2 separate regions of the Homo sapiens genome follow, and region 2 is linked to region 1. Evidence: chromatin contacts called from ENCODE Hi-C or POLR2A ChIA-PET data. All regions are on one chromosome and are shown on one strand. Each heading gives the region's core, a stretch centred on a gene start or an enhancer-like site at or near the end of the contact. The rest is flanking DNA. Distances are from core to core; before and after follow the strand shown.

The links. A loop is a pair of places that touch in the nucleus more often than their neighbours do. ChIA-PET counts read pairs that join two places held with the same protein, here RNA polymerase II (POLR2A). Pooled maps may share reads with other maps.
Region 2: a loop to region 1 is called in a pooled map, with 2.0 times the contacts of the local background. The contact joins two enhancer-like sites. A Hi-C loop is called at or near these places in 3 of 168 maps with a recorded cell type or tissue (HCT116, cardiac septum and posterior vena cava) and 1 of 50 pooled maps. POLR2A ChIA-PET finds 5 or more read pairs at or near these places in 1 of 52 experiments (activated CD4-positive, alpha-beta T cell).

What each region holds. Positions count from the first base shown.
Region 1 is chr15:99,073,456-99,080,309 of GRCh38, forward strand. No RefSeq gene overlaps it. Among named protein-coding and RNA genes, the nearest start is that of SYNM, 28 kb to the right of the region's middle. Within about 2 kb of position 3,381, at least 12 of the 41 ENCODE cell types and tissues checked have a DNase peak (open chromatin) inside an H3K27ac peak, as active enhancers do.
Region 2 is chr15:99,129,976-99,137,580 of GRCh38, forward strand. It overlaps SYNM (synemin), which reads left to right. Exons shown (of 4, transcript NM_145728.3): 4 at 1-5,618. The coding sequence ends at 3,083. TTC23 (tetratricopeptide repeat domain 23) reads right to left here. Exons shown (of 14, transcript NM_001288615.3): 14 at 6,348-7,605. Among named protein-coding and RNA genes, the nearest start is that of TTC23-AS1, 5.5 kb to the right of the region's middle. RefSeq lists an enhancer at 6,789-7,290. Within about 2 kb of position 5,321, at least 4 of the 41 ENCODE cell types and tissues checked have a DNase peak (open chromatin) inside an H3K27ac peak, as active enhancers do.

The sequences.
Region 1 (6,854 bases), core at 2,131-4,630:
GCATAGCCCCTATGTATCAGCTCTTAAAGGCTTTTCCCCTAGAAAGTGGAGCTCATCACTTCTGCTCCAGTTTCACTGGCCAAAGCAAGTCACATGGCCAAGCCCAACTGCAAGAGGCTGGGACAGTGCAACCCTCCTGCAGAGAGAAGGGCTGATGAGCAGTTTGCAGAAGAGGAGATGAAGCTGACTTGCAAGATGCGCATTTGTGAGCCTCAGGAAATAAGTAGAGCTGTTTGGGGGCCCAGAGGACAAAGTTTGCACAGAGTTAGGAAGATGGCTTTCCTCCCTACCTCTGCTGCAGCTCCTTAGACAGCACTGGTGGCTTCAGAAAACTCAGGATGCCCACTTATCAGGACTATTGGCATGCAAAGGGGCACATTTCTGTACCCATTGCTTTGCATATGCTGTTTCCTCTGCCTGGGTCTCTTCCCCACCCCACCTCCTCACCTACTTAGTTCCTTCATCCTTCATATCTCATCAATAAGTTCAGTTCCTCTGGGAAGTCTCTCTTATAGCTTCCACTGGATTAGATGCCCTGCTATACTGCATAGCACCCTTTGGTTTTAATTGCCTGCACTTATTAAAGATTATCCTTGCATGTGGATCTGCATGATAATGGGATTGTGCTTATTTTCCCAAAAAGCCTGGAAGCTTCATGAAGGCAGGCTCCAAGACTGTCTCACTCACCTTGCACCCCCAGCACCTGGCACAGTATGAGGCACATCACCAAGTCTCTCCTTAGTGCCAATGAATGCCAGTGAAGACAGGCCATGCAGTGGGGGACTGCAGCTGATAAACAGGACTGTGGGAACATGGGAGGTTCCCCTTCTAGGACTTCAAGAAATAATTTAGGGGAAATTTCCAGGGGTTCAGAGGTCCTGTAGCTGAGGTAGAGTCAAGACAGGAGAGAGTTCATAGGAACGATAAGCAATATTTTATCAGAGGCCCCCCAGAACCCCTGATCCTGAGTCAAGGATCAGGAGGCAAGCAGTTTATATGAGAGGTGATCTCAAGGCCCACAGGCAGGGGACTAGGGAAGGAGGCAGGAATGGGGAGGAAGCCAGCCATTCTCGTTATCAACGTGGCCACTGGAGCACATCCTACCCAGCACACGCATTCTGGGTGTAGTGTAAAACACATGCCTAGAGTTATCCCATCTAAGCAGTGAGGGAGCTGGGGTATTTATACACCGACTCCAGTTGATCATTGATCCAGGGTTGCTCTCAGGGGGCTGCCAAGTGGACAACGGAGATGGCTTCTGCAGCAAGAGAAAACCTCAGATGGAAATGCAGGTGCTGGCAGTTGCAGAGCAATGGGTATGGGCAGGGCACAGTTGGCATGTGCTTCACTAAGGAAGAGTCCATTTACACCATTCTCACTGTGGCATCTCCTATACTGGTGAGAGCCGAGGTTCTACTCTAAGCTTCTCAACATCCATTTTGCATTTTTTGGCTCTCTGGGAGTGCTCTGGGAAGTCCTTACATAGACTCAGGCTAGTCTGGTGTAGAATTTACGTTTACGGCTTGGCCATATCTCTACTGCTATTTCATTCATCATTCATTATTTCACTTTACAGACCCCTCAAATGCTTACTGAATTTCTCTGTTTGGCAGGCACTGACCTAGAGGCTGGGGTACAACAATCAGATAAAGCACAATCTCTGCTTTGAAGTACTTTATAAAGCAGTATTTCCCAGGATTTAGAGAGGTGCTAAATGCCAAACAAGATATTTTGTTAAATAAGTTTGAAAAGCTTTGCAAAATACAACCTCTTCTTGGATAACTGCAAAGCACATTGACATATTAAAGGCTCTGAGAATGTCTGCAGAAAAGATATCTGTTTATTTTACCTAGGATTTTCCACACTTATTTGGCATTGGAGCCCTTTTCTACCAAATTGCCTTTATTAACATCCCAAGGAACTTGAATTCTGTGGAACATACTTTGACAAAGTTATTGGATTTCCATCCAATCCACTGAAGGCCTTAATAGAGAAAAAAAAGGGCTGAGTAAGCAAAAATTCACTCTCTGGTCTTTGAGCTGGGTCATCAGCTTCACTCTCTGGTCTTTGAGCTGGGTCATCAGCTTCACTCTCTGGTCTTTGAGCTGGGTCATCAGCTTCACTCTCTGGTCTTTGAGCTGGGTCATCAGCTTCACTCTCTGGTCTTTGAGCTGGGTCATCAGCTTCACTCTCTGGTCTTTGAGCTGGGTCATCAGTCCTTTGCCTTTGGAATTGGACTTGAACTGGAACTTACATTATTGCCTCTCCTGGTCTCAGGTCTTTGGCCTCAAGACTGGAACAATACCATCAGCTTTCTTGTGTGTCCAGCTTGCCAACAGCAGATCTGGGGACTTCTCAGCCTCCATTATCATGTGAGTTGCTTCTTCATCATATATGATATATCCTGTTGCTTCTGGTTCTCGGAGAACCCTAACTGATACAAATTTTGGCTGAGATTTTTGATGGGATGGTCCGCAGGGCCTCATGGCTCACAGGCTGCTTTATAGATGAATAGCTACAAAGGAAATCTCGAATCCTTCACATTAATTACCTGCCCTGGGATACAGACACTATCTGTCTCCTCATGGAGTCAGAGTTCTTGGTTCTCAGAAACATATAATTTGTATATTCATTAAAAACACTATTTATACATTCTGATGGGAAAAAGTCCAAATAATAGAAACACTGACAGTAATTACACTTAGTTTTGGAGCTAATTTTATTGAAAAATTGTCCTTAAATTGTTTCTTGACTTTGCCCTTAATCATGACGTGTTAAACACTCACAGGAAATCAGCATATGGCTCTTTAATGAACCAGCAGTGCATGACCAAGAAGTGTGGAGGTTGGTGTTTATTTTGAGATCAAAGGGAGAAAAATGAAGCCCAGAGGTATTTGTTTTCAGAAAAAAAAATCACACTCTTGTGTGTGAGGGTGACGGGAATCTTCTTAATTTAAGTTTTCTCCTGACTGTCCTATTTACTCCCACCACTAATCTGAATCTATAAATAGGGTTTAAATATTGCCCCTCTGGCTGTTTACTACACAGTCAATTATTTACTTTTAATTAAGAGATTTCCAAAGAGCATCCTTCCATTTCACCCTTGCAGCCAAACAACAGAGGGTGTGGCCTTTCCACAAAGAATGACTTTCTGTAACTCACATCCAAGAAAAGACACTGAAACAGGAAGAGACTAAGGAGCAGCTCCTCTCTGACTTGAAGGAAAGTCAGGCTTAATGATGATAATTTTTTCCCCCAGAACTTAAAAAAAAGCTGTATGCTCACTACGTGATGCAGGATGAGGCCCGAATCTGGCACAATTCCTGGTCCCAGGTCTGTTCCGTTCGATCCTTGGTTGCTTCCTGCTTGCCTCCGTCCTTCACCTCCCCAAGAGTTCGGCAAAACCCTGGTTGTCGAAATGCTGTAGTGTGGATAACACGCCATCTAGTGGTTAACAGGACAATTGCAAAAATAGCTTCACAGGTCATATGTCAAACTATTCCAAAATTGGGCTTCAGACCTCAGTTATCTATGCCACTGGTCCTCAGGGTTTGCTTCACATGAAAATCACCTGAGGAGCCTTTAAAAATCTGATGTCCAGGCCGTACCCCATCACAATTAAATCAGAATCTCTGGATGTAGGGCCCAGACATCAGCGTTTTTAAAAATCCCCAGGTGATTCCAAAGGGCAGCCAAGCTTGAGAACTGGTGACCTTTGCAACCAAAACAATGGATTAAAAGGTAGAAACACTTTATGCAGTGATTATAAATCACATGTATCATAAAAAACATTTCCTGTATAAAGCATATATAGAGGTTGCTTTTTTCCTTCTTCTTCATACTTGGATTTTATTGATTTTGTTTAGACAGGGTCTCACTCTGTCCCCCAGGCTGGAGTGCAGTGGTGAGATCTCGGCTCACTGCAACCTCTGCTTCCTGGGTCCAAGCGATTCTTGTGCCTCAGCCTCCCGAGTAACTGGGACTACAGGCGTGTGCCACCACGCTCGGCTAATTTTTGTATTTTTAGTACAGATGGGGTTTTGCCATGTTGGCCAGGCTGTCTTGAACTCCTGACCTCAAGTGATCCACCTACCTCAGCCTCCCAAAGTATTGGGATTACAGGCATGAGCCACCATGCCTGGCTTACAGTAGTACTTTAACATTGCTTTTTCAACTTAATATGTTATGGATATCTCATATAGTCAATACGCTAGATCTAACTCATTTTCTTTTTAAAAAACTTTTATTTTAGGTTCAGGGGTATATGCGCAGGTTTGTTATATAGGTAAACTCATGTTATGGAGGTTTGACGTACAGACTATTTTGTCACCCCAGTATGAAGCGTAGTTCCCAATAGTTATTTTTTTCTGATCTTCTTCCTCCTTCCTCCCTCCACCCTTAGGTGGTCCTCAGTGTCTGTTCTCTTTTTTGTGTCCATGTCTTCTCATCGTTGGACTCCCACTTATAAGTGAGAACATGCAGTATTTGGTTTTCTATTCCTGTGTTAGTTTGCTAAGGATAATGGCCTCCAGCTCCATCCATGTTTCTGCAAATGGCATGATCTTGTTCTTTTTTATGGCTGTATGGTATTTCATGGTGTATATGTACCATATCTTCTTTATAAAGTCTACTATTGATGGGCATTTAGGTTGATTCCATGTTTTTGCTATTGTGAATAGTGCTTCAGTGAACATAATGTGCATGTATCTTTATAATAGAATGATTTATATTCCTTTGGGTATATACCCAGTAATGGGATTGCTGGGTCGAATGGTGGTTCTGTTTTTAGCTCTTTTGGGAATCGCCACTCTGCTTTTCACAATGGTTGAACCAATTTACACTCCCATCAACAGTGTATAAGCATTCCCTTTTCTCCACAACCTCACCAGCATCTGTTATTTTTTCACTTTTTAATAGTAGCCATTCTGACTGGTGTGAGATGGTATCTCACTGCAGTTTTTATTTGCATTTCTCAAATGATCAGTGATCTTGAGCTTTTTTTCTTACGCTTGTTGGCCACATATGTCTTCTTTTGAAAAGTGTCTATTCATGTTCTTTGCCCACTCTTTAATTAGGTTGTTTTCTCCTTATAGATGCTGAATATTAGACCTTGCAAATATTTTCTGCCATTCTGTAGGTTGTCTGTTTACTTTGTTGATAGTTTCTTTTGCTGTGCAGAAGCTCCCACATTTTATTAGATCCCATTTGTCAATTTTTGCTTTTGTGGAAATTGCTTTTGGTGTCTTCACCATGAAATCTTTGCCAGTCCCTATATCCAGAATGGTGTTGCTTAGGTTGTCTTCCAAGGCTTTTATAGTTTTGGGTTTTACATTTAAGCCTTGAATTCATCTTGAGTTGATTTTTGCATATGGTGTAAGGAAGGGGTCTAATTTCAATCTTCTGCATATGACTAGACAGTTATCCCAGCACCACTTATCAAACAGGGAGCTCTTTCCCCATTGCTTGTTTTTGTCAGCTTTGCCAGAGATCAGATGGTTGTAGGTATGTGGCCTTATTCAATGCTATTCCTATCAAACTACCAAGGACATTCTTCAGAGATCTAGAAAAAACTATTTAAAAATTCATATGGAACCAAAAAAGAGCGCAAATAGCTAAGGCAATCCTAACCAAAAAGAACAAAGCTGGAGGCATTACCTTACTCGACTTCACATTTTACTACAGGGCTACAGTAATCAAAACAGCATGGTACTGGTACAAAAACAGACATTTAGACCAGTGGAACAGAGCAGAGAGCCCAGAAATAAGGCCTGATTTTCAATAGCTGTGAAAAATGAAAAAGCATCCGTAAATATGTGTCCTTTGAGGTATAACATCCACCAGTGGATTTCTTTGGTTAGATGGTGTATATGTTTGACATTTAACCAAAGCTTCTGGCCAGCGTTCTTCATCCAAAGGACAGCAATTCACTCTCCCACTAACACTGTATGAACTGTTCCATCTACACCTTCATAAGCACTGAATGCTATCAAGCTTTTTAATTCTTGCCAATATGATTTGTGAGAAATGCTATCATGTTACCTTATAAAATACATTGCATTTCCCTGTCTAGTGAGTCTGGGGATCTTTCATTTATTGACCATTTTCATTTCCCTTCCTATGTATTGCCCAGTCACGTCCTTTCTGCATATTTCTATTGGGTAAGTTTTTTTCCTTATCAGTTCCAAGAGCTCCTTATATATTACAGATATTAACTCAGAAATCAAGAATGTTGCAGATATTTTCCCCAATCTGTTCTTGTGTTTTAACTTTTATTACTTTTTATTTATTTATTTATTTGAGACAAGGTCTTGCTCTGTTGCCCAGGCTGGAGTGCAGTGGCCCAATCACGAACTCCTGGGCTCAGACAATTCTCCCACTTCTGCCTCCATGCCTGGCTAATTTATAAATTTTTTTTGTAAAGACAGGGTCTCCCTAGGTTGCCCTGGCTTCTCTTGGCGTCCTCAAGTGATCCTCCCACCTTGGCCTGGCAAAGTGTTGGGATTACAGTCATGAGTCACTGCACCTGGCCATGTTTTAACTTTTTATAGTCAAGCTTGTCTTTTCTCTTCTGGATTCTAGATTTCCTGTTATGCATAAGCAATACCCCCCACCCATGCCATGCTCCAATCTTGAAATTATACACATTTTCTCCTAAATTTATTCCATTTTTTTATTTTTCATTTAGGGTTAATTCATTCATAATGATTTTATTCATGGCTGGAGGTGTTATTTTCCAGATCAATAACCAATTATGTTAGCAGTATTAATTAAATAAATCATCTTCTCTCCCACTGAACTAAAATGCCATCTTTATCATGTATTAAATTTGAATATATACTCAGATTTTTTTTGAC
Region 2 (7,605 bases), core at 4,071-6,570, 58 kb after region 1:
GGGAAGAATTGACAAAGTTAGATAAGGAAGCGAGACAGAGAGAAAGCCAGCAGATGAAGGAGAAGGCTAAGGAGAAGGACTCACCGAAGGAGAAGAGCGTGCGAGAGAGAGAGGTGCCGATTAGTCTAGAAGTATCCCAGGACAGAAGAGCAGAGGTGTCCCCGAAAGGTTTGCAGACGCCTGTGAAGGATGCTGGTGGTGGGACCGGTAGAGAGGCAGAAGCAAGAGAGCTACGGTTCAGGTTGGGCACCAGTGATGCCACTGGTTCTCTGCAAGGCGATTCCATGACAGAAACCGTAGCAGAAAACATCGTTACCAGTATCCTGAAGCAGTTCACTCAGTCTCCAGAGACAGAAGCATCTGCTGATTCTTTTCCAGACACAAAAGTCACTTACGTGGACAGGAAAGAGCTTCCTGGGGAAAGGAAAACAAAGACTGAAATAGTTGTGGAGTCTAAACTGACTGAGGATGTTGATGTTTCCGATGAAGCTGGCCTGGACTACCTTTTAAGCAAGGATATTAAGGAAGTGGGGCTGAAAGGCAAGTCAGCCGAGCAGATGATAGGAGACATCATCAACCTCGGCCTGAAAGGGAGGGAGGGGAGAGCAAAGGTCGTCAACGTGGAGATCGTGGAGGAGCCCGTGAGTTATGTCAGCGGGGAGAAGCCGGAGGAGTTTTCCGTCCCATTCAAAGTGGAGGAGGTCGAAGATGTGTCGCCAGGCCCCTGGGGGTTGGTTAAGGAGGAGGAAGGTTATGGAGAAAGCGATGTCACATTCTCAGTTAATCAGCATCGAAGGACCAAGCAGCCTCAGGAGAACACGACTCACGTGGAAGAAGTGACAGAGGCAGGTGATTCAGAGGGCGAGCAGAGTTATTTTGTGTCCACTCCAGATGAACACCCCGGGGGGCACGACAGAGATGACGGCTCGGTGTACGGGCAGATCCACATCGAGGAGGAATCCACCATCAGGTACTCTTGGCAGGATGAAATCGTGCAGGGGACTCGAAGGAGGACACAGAAGGACGGTGCAGTGGGCGAGAAGGTTGTGAAGCCCTTGGATGTCCCAGCGCCCTCTCTGGAGGGGGACCTGGGTTCCACTCACTGGAAAGAACAAGCTAGAAGCGGTGAATTTCATGCCGAACCCACAGTCATTGAAAAAGAAATTAAAATACCCCACGAATTCCACACCTCCATGAAGGGCATCTCCTCCAAGGAGCCCCGGCAGCAGCTGGTGGAGGTCATCGGGCAGCTGGAGGAAACCCTTCCCGAGCGCATGAGGGAGGAGCTGTCCGCCCTCACCAGAGAGGGGCAGGGTGGGCCGGGGAGCGTTTCCGTGGATGTCAAGAAGGTCCAGGGTGCTGGTGGCAGTTCCGTGACCCTGGTTGCTGAAGTCAACGTCTCACAAACTGTGGATGCCGATCGGTTAGACCTGGAGGAGCTGAGCAAAGATGAGGCCAGTGAGATGGAGAAGGCTGTGGAGTCGGTGGTTCGGGAGAGCCTGAGCAGGCAACGCAGCCCAGCGCCTGGCAGCCCAGATGAGGAAGGTGGAGCGGAGGCCCCGGCTGCTGGCATTCGCTTTAGGCGTTGGGCCACCCGGGAGCTGTACATCCCTTCAGGCGAGAGCGAGGTTGCTGGTGGGGCCTCTCACAGCTCGGGACAGCGCACTCCCCAGGGCCCAGTGTCGGCCACTGTGGAGGTCAGCAGCCCCACAGGCTTTGCCCAGTCACAGGTGCTGGAGGATGTGAGCCAGGCTGCAAGGCACATAAAACTCGGCCCCTCTGAAGTCTGGAGGACTGAGCGAATGTCATATGAAGGACCCACTGCAGAAGTGGTGGAGGTAAGTGCGGGAGGTGACCTAAGTCAGGCAGCGAGCCCGACCGGAGCCAGCCGGTCTGTGAGGCATGTCACGCTGGGTCCCGGTCAAAGTCCACTGTCCAGAGAAGTCATCTTCCTAGGCCCTGCCCCTGCCTGTCCAGAGGCATGGGGCTCGCCAGAACCTGGCCCAGCAGAGTCTTCTGCAGATATGGACGGATCAGGGAGGCACAGCACATTTGGCTGCAGACAATTTCATGCTGAAAAGGAGATTATTTTTCAGGGCCCCATTTCTGCTGCAGGGAAGGTTGGTGATTATTTTGCAACAGAAGAGTCAGTGGGTACCCAGACTTCTGTCAGGCAACTCCAGTTAGGCCCTAAAGAAGGGTTCAGTGGGCAAATCCAGTTCACAGCTCCACTTTCAGACAAGGTGGAGTTGGGTGTCATAGGAGATTCTGTACACATGGAAGGGTTGCCAGGGAGCAGCACATCCATCAGGCACATCAGCATTGGGCCTCAGAGGCATCAGACCACCCAGCAGATAGTTTACCATGGGCTGGTTCCCCAACTGGGGGAATCTGGTGACTCAGAGAGCACTGTGCACGGAGAGGGCTCAGCAGATGTGCACCAGGCCACTCACAGTCATACCTCGGGTAGACAAACCGTTATGACTGAAAAGAGCACCTTCCAAAGTGTCGTTTCTGAATCTCCCCAGGAGGATAGTGCAGAGGACACATCAGGGGCAGAAATGACATCGGGTGTTAGCAGATCCTTTAGGCACATTCGACTAGGTCCTACAGAAACGGAAACCTCTGAACACATTGCCATCCGTGGACCCGTGTCCAGAACATTTGTGCTTGCTGGTTCAGCGGACTCCCCTGAGCTAGGCAAGTTAGCAGACAGCAGCAGAACGCTAAGGCACATTGCACCAGGGCCCAAAGAAACTTCGTTTACCTTTCAGATGGATGTGAGTAACGTAGAGGCGATCCGCAGCCGGACACAGGAAGCGGGAGCTCTCGGTGTGTCTGACCGTGGTTCCTGGAGAGACGCGGACAGTAGGAATGACCAGGCAGTTGGTGTGAGCTTTAAGGCCTCTGCTGGGGAAGGAGACCAGGCCCACAGAGAACAGGGCAAGGAGCAGGCCATGTTTGATAAGAAGGTGCAGCTCCAGAGAATGGTAGACCAAAGGTCGGTGATTTCAGATGAAAAGAAAGTTGCCCTCCTCTATCTAGACAATGAGGAGGAGGAGAATGATGGGCATTGGTTTTAATAAGCAGAAACATTTTGTTTTAATGGCAGCCTGTTGGCGACGTGCCAACATCCAAAGGCCTTAACTTATTTTAAGAGGCCGAGGGAGTCTATGAAAATCTCCCCTTTTTTACTTTTTTAAAGAGTACTCCCGGCATGGTCAATTTCCTTTATAGTTAATCCGTAAAGGTTTCCAGTTAATTCATGCCTTAAAAGGCACTGCAATTTTATTTTTGAGTTGGGACTTTTACAAAACACTTTTTTCCCTGGAGTCTTCTCTCCACTTCTGGAGATGAATTTCTATGTTTTGCACCTGGTCACAGACATGGCTTGCATCTGTTTGAAACTACAATTAATTATAGATGTCAAAACATTAACCAGATTAAAGTAATATATTTAAGAGTAAATTTTGCTTGCATGTGCTAATATGAAATAACAGACTAACATTTTAGGGGAAAAATAAATACAATTTAGACTCTAAAAAGTCTTTTCAAAAAGAAATGGGAAATAGGCAGACTGTTTATGTTAAAAAAATTCTTGCTAAATGATTTCATCTTTAGGAAAAAATTACTTGCCATATAGAGCTAAATTCATCTTAAGACTTGAATGAATTGCTTTCTATGTACAGAACTTTAAACAATATAGTATTTATGGCGAGGACAGCTGTAGTCTGTTGTGATATTTCACATTCTATTTGCACAGGTTCCCTGGCACTGGTAGGGTAGATGATTATTGGGAATCGCTTACAGTACCATTTCATTTTTTGGCACTAGGTCATTAAGTAGCACACAGTCTGAATGCCCTTTTCTGGAGTGGCCAGTTCCTATCAGACTGTGCAGACTTGCGCTTCTCTGCACCTTATCCCTTAGCACCCAAACATTTAATTTCACTGGTGGGAGGTAGACCTTGAAGACAATGAAGAGAATGCCGATACTCAGACTGCAGCTGGACCGGCAAGCTGGCTGTGTACAGGAAAATTGGAAGCACACAGTGGACTGTGCCTCTTAAAGATGCCTTTCCCAACCCTCCATTCATGGGATGCAGGTCTTTCTGAGCTCAAGGGTGAAAGATGAATACAATAACAACCATGAACCCACCTCACGGAAGCTTTTTTTGCACTTTGAACAGAAGTCATTGCAGTTGGGGTGTTTTGTCCAGGGAAACAGTTTATTAAATAGAAGGATGTTTTGGGGAAGGAACTGGATATCTCTCCTGCAGCCCAGCACCGAGATACCCAGGACGGGCCTGGGGGGCGAGAAAGGCCCCCATGCTCATGGGCCGCGGAGTGTGGACCTGTAGATAGGCACCACCGAGTTTAAGATACTGGGATGAGCATGCTTCATTGGATTCATTTTATTTTACACGTCAGTATTGTTTTAAAGTTTCTGTCTGTAAAGTGTAGCATCATATATAAAAAGAGTTTCGCTAGCAGCGCATTTTTTTTAGTTCAGGCTAGCTTCTTTCACATAATGCTGTCTCAGCTGTATTTCCAGTAACACAGCATCATCGCACTGACTGTGGCGCACTGGGGAATAACAGTCTGAGCTAGCACCACCCTCAGCCAGGCTACAACGACAGCACTGGAGGGTCTTCCCTCTCAGATTCACCTGGAGGCCCTCAGACCCCCAGGGTGCACGTCTCCCCAGGTCCTGGGAGTGGCTACCGCAGGTAGTTTCTGGAGAGCACGTTTTCTTCATTGATAAGTGGAGGAGAAATGCAGCACAGCTTTCAAGATACTATTTTAAAAACACCATGAATCAGATAGGGAAAGAAAGTTGATTGGAATAGCAAGTTTAAACCTTTGTTGTCCATCTGCCAAATGAACTAGTGATTGTCAGACTGGTATGGAGGTGACTGCTTTGTAAGGTTTTGTCGTTTCTAATACAGACAGAGATGTGCTGATTTTGTTTTAGCTGTAACAGGTAATGGTTTTTGGATAGATGATTGACTGGTGAGAATTTGGTCAAGGTGACAGCCTCCTGTCTGATGACAGGACAGACTGGTGGTGAGGAGTCTAAGTGGGCTCAGTTTGATGTCAGTGTCTGGGCTCATGACTTGTAAATGGAAGCTGATGTGAACAGGTAATTAATATTATGACCCACTTCTATTTACTTTGGGAAATATCTTGGATCTTAATTATCATCTGCAAGTTTCAAGAAGTATTCTGCCAAAAGTATTTACAAGTATGGACTCATGAGCTATTGTTGGTTGCTAAATGTGAATCACGCGGGAGTGAGTGTGCCCTTCACACTGTGACATTGTGACATTGTGACAAGCTCCATGTCCTTTAAAATCAGTCACTCTGCACACAAGAGAAATCAACTTCGTGGTTGGATGGGGCCGGAACACAACCAGTCTTTTTGTATTTATTGTTACTGAGACAAAACAGTACTCACTGAGTGTTTTTCAGTTTCCTACTGGTGGTTTTGATATTGTTTGTTTAAGATGTATATTTAGAATGACATCATCTAAGAAGCTGATTTTGCTAAACTCCTGTTCCCTACAATGGGAAATGTCACAAGAATGTGCAAAAATAAAAATCTGAGGAAAAAACCCACATTGTTCCTAAAGAGAATGAATATTTTCAGTAGATTTTGATGTTTCCTTTAAACTCTAAGTAAAGAATCTGTGTGTTTACATGCATGTTTTTAGGGTAGCAGAGAATTACTGGGCAGAATATATATGAAAAGTTCCAGTTCTCTAATTCCTCACCTGAATCGGAACTCAATATTGGGAGCACAGAGCTAGAAAGCCTGGCAGACAGAGCATAAGCCAATTGGCTTGTAATCAAATATACACTGGACAATTTGTGGTAAAAATGTCATCATCACAGCCTGAATGACTAGTGGCAGTAGGACACCACCAACCATCCCATTTGGGATGGAGAGGTTTCTTGGGATGTGGTACTTTGAGTGCTAAAACCAGGACTGTCCTGGGCATACCAGGACAGTTGGTTACCTTATAAGTGCAAATTGGAGGGTTAACCCTAAGGCATGGCCATTTCTTAGGGGCTTGAAAAAACTGAGGTAGTTTGAGACAAAGGAATAGCTAGATATCTTTACCCGTTTGTAACCTTGTAGCCCTTTACCAAAAATAGAAAAACACAAGTAGCTATAGTCTTCCTCTCGTTGAAGTCAACAGAATTAACAGATGGGAGACATTGGAGGGAACATTCCTAAATTCATTGCTTCCTGGGGTGGGGTGGGGTGGGGGCGCTAAATTTTAAAAATGTGTTTTAGTTTTTGTGATTCCAAGCTACGCTTCAAGAAGTACAGAAAGGAAGAAGTAACATCAGAATTCACATTTATTTCAAAAACTCGGCATGGACTCTCAGTTCAGGCTGCTGTAACAGAAAGCCGTAGCCTGAAAGGCTTAAACAACAAACATTTATTTCTTACAGTTCTGGAAGCTGGGAAGTCTCAAGGTGCCAACAGTTTCATTTCCTGGTGAGGGCTCTCTTCCGGGCCTGCAGACGGCTGTCTTCTCACTGTGTCCTCACATGGTGGAGAGAGAGATCATCTCTCTGGTGTCTCTCCTTATAAAGCACTAATCCCATTCATCAGGGCTCCACCCTCATAACCTAATCACCTCTCCAAGACCCCACCCCCAATACCATCCCTTTGGGGATTAGGGCTTCAACGTGAATTGGGAGCATATGAACATTCACCCCTTAGCTGACTCCACCCATGTCAACTAGATAGGACACACGGTGAGTAGTGACATCTTACACGTTTTTAGCACACTGCTGATGTCCGACAGGCCTGGGTCTGGGACCAGTGTGTACCAGCAAGCATGGTCTGTGGGGTCAGCTGTCACGCTCCTGAGGAAGACAATGGTCCCTGCTTCTCTCCACCCTGTCGTGGCTCTACTGAGTTTATTTTCCCCATCAATACTGGAGGTGGTGCCCTGCACAAATGGCCCCAGGGTGGTTTTGATGTCCCACTGGGGGCTGGAGGGGAGGGCCCTGTGCTGCAATCTGCTGTCATAGCACCAGCCTGCAGCCTCATGGCCACAGTCTGTGGGACCAGGGGAGGGAGGGGAAGGGACATCACTGCCCACACCTGCACCCCTACCCCTGGGTGTTCCATCCACCTCGATCTGGCACTGGATCTCCTCGTTGACATCGTGGAGGAAGGCACTCAAAGCTTCCTGTTCGACTTTGCCATCCTCACACGACTATGGCCTCCTTCCAGGGGGCTGAAGACTGCTGTGTACACGATAGTGTGCCAACTCAGGAAGCAGCTCCAGGTGGCATCCAGGTTTGTCCTGCCTGCAGTGGAGGCCACAGGAGGGATGCGAAGCAGCAGGGAGTCTGCGGTCTTCCCCCCGCAGCCTCCGGCTAGCCTTTCTTTTCACTCCCTTACACCTGCCTCCTGGGCCCCAGGCCAAGTCAGGTGTGTCGGCCTCCTGCCCCTCCTACTGGGCTCTTTCTCAAACCCCTTTTCAGGCTCCGAAGAACTCTGAGGCAGGCTGCACTTTGAAAACACATGCTGACAGCAGCGTGTTCAGGTTTCCCTTTATTAGCGTTTTCTTCTCATGTTATT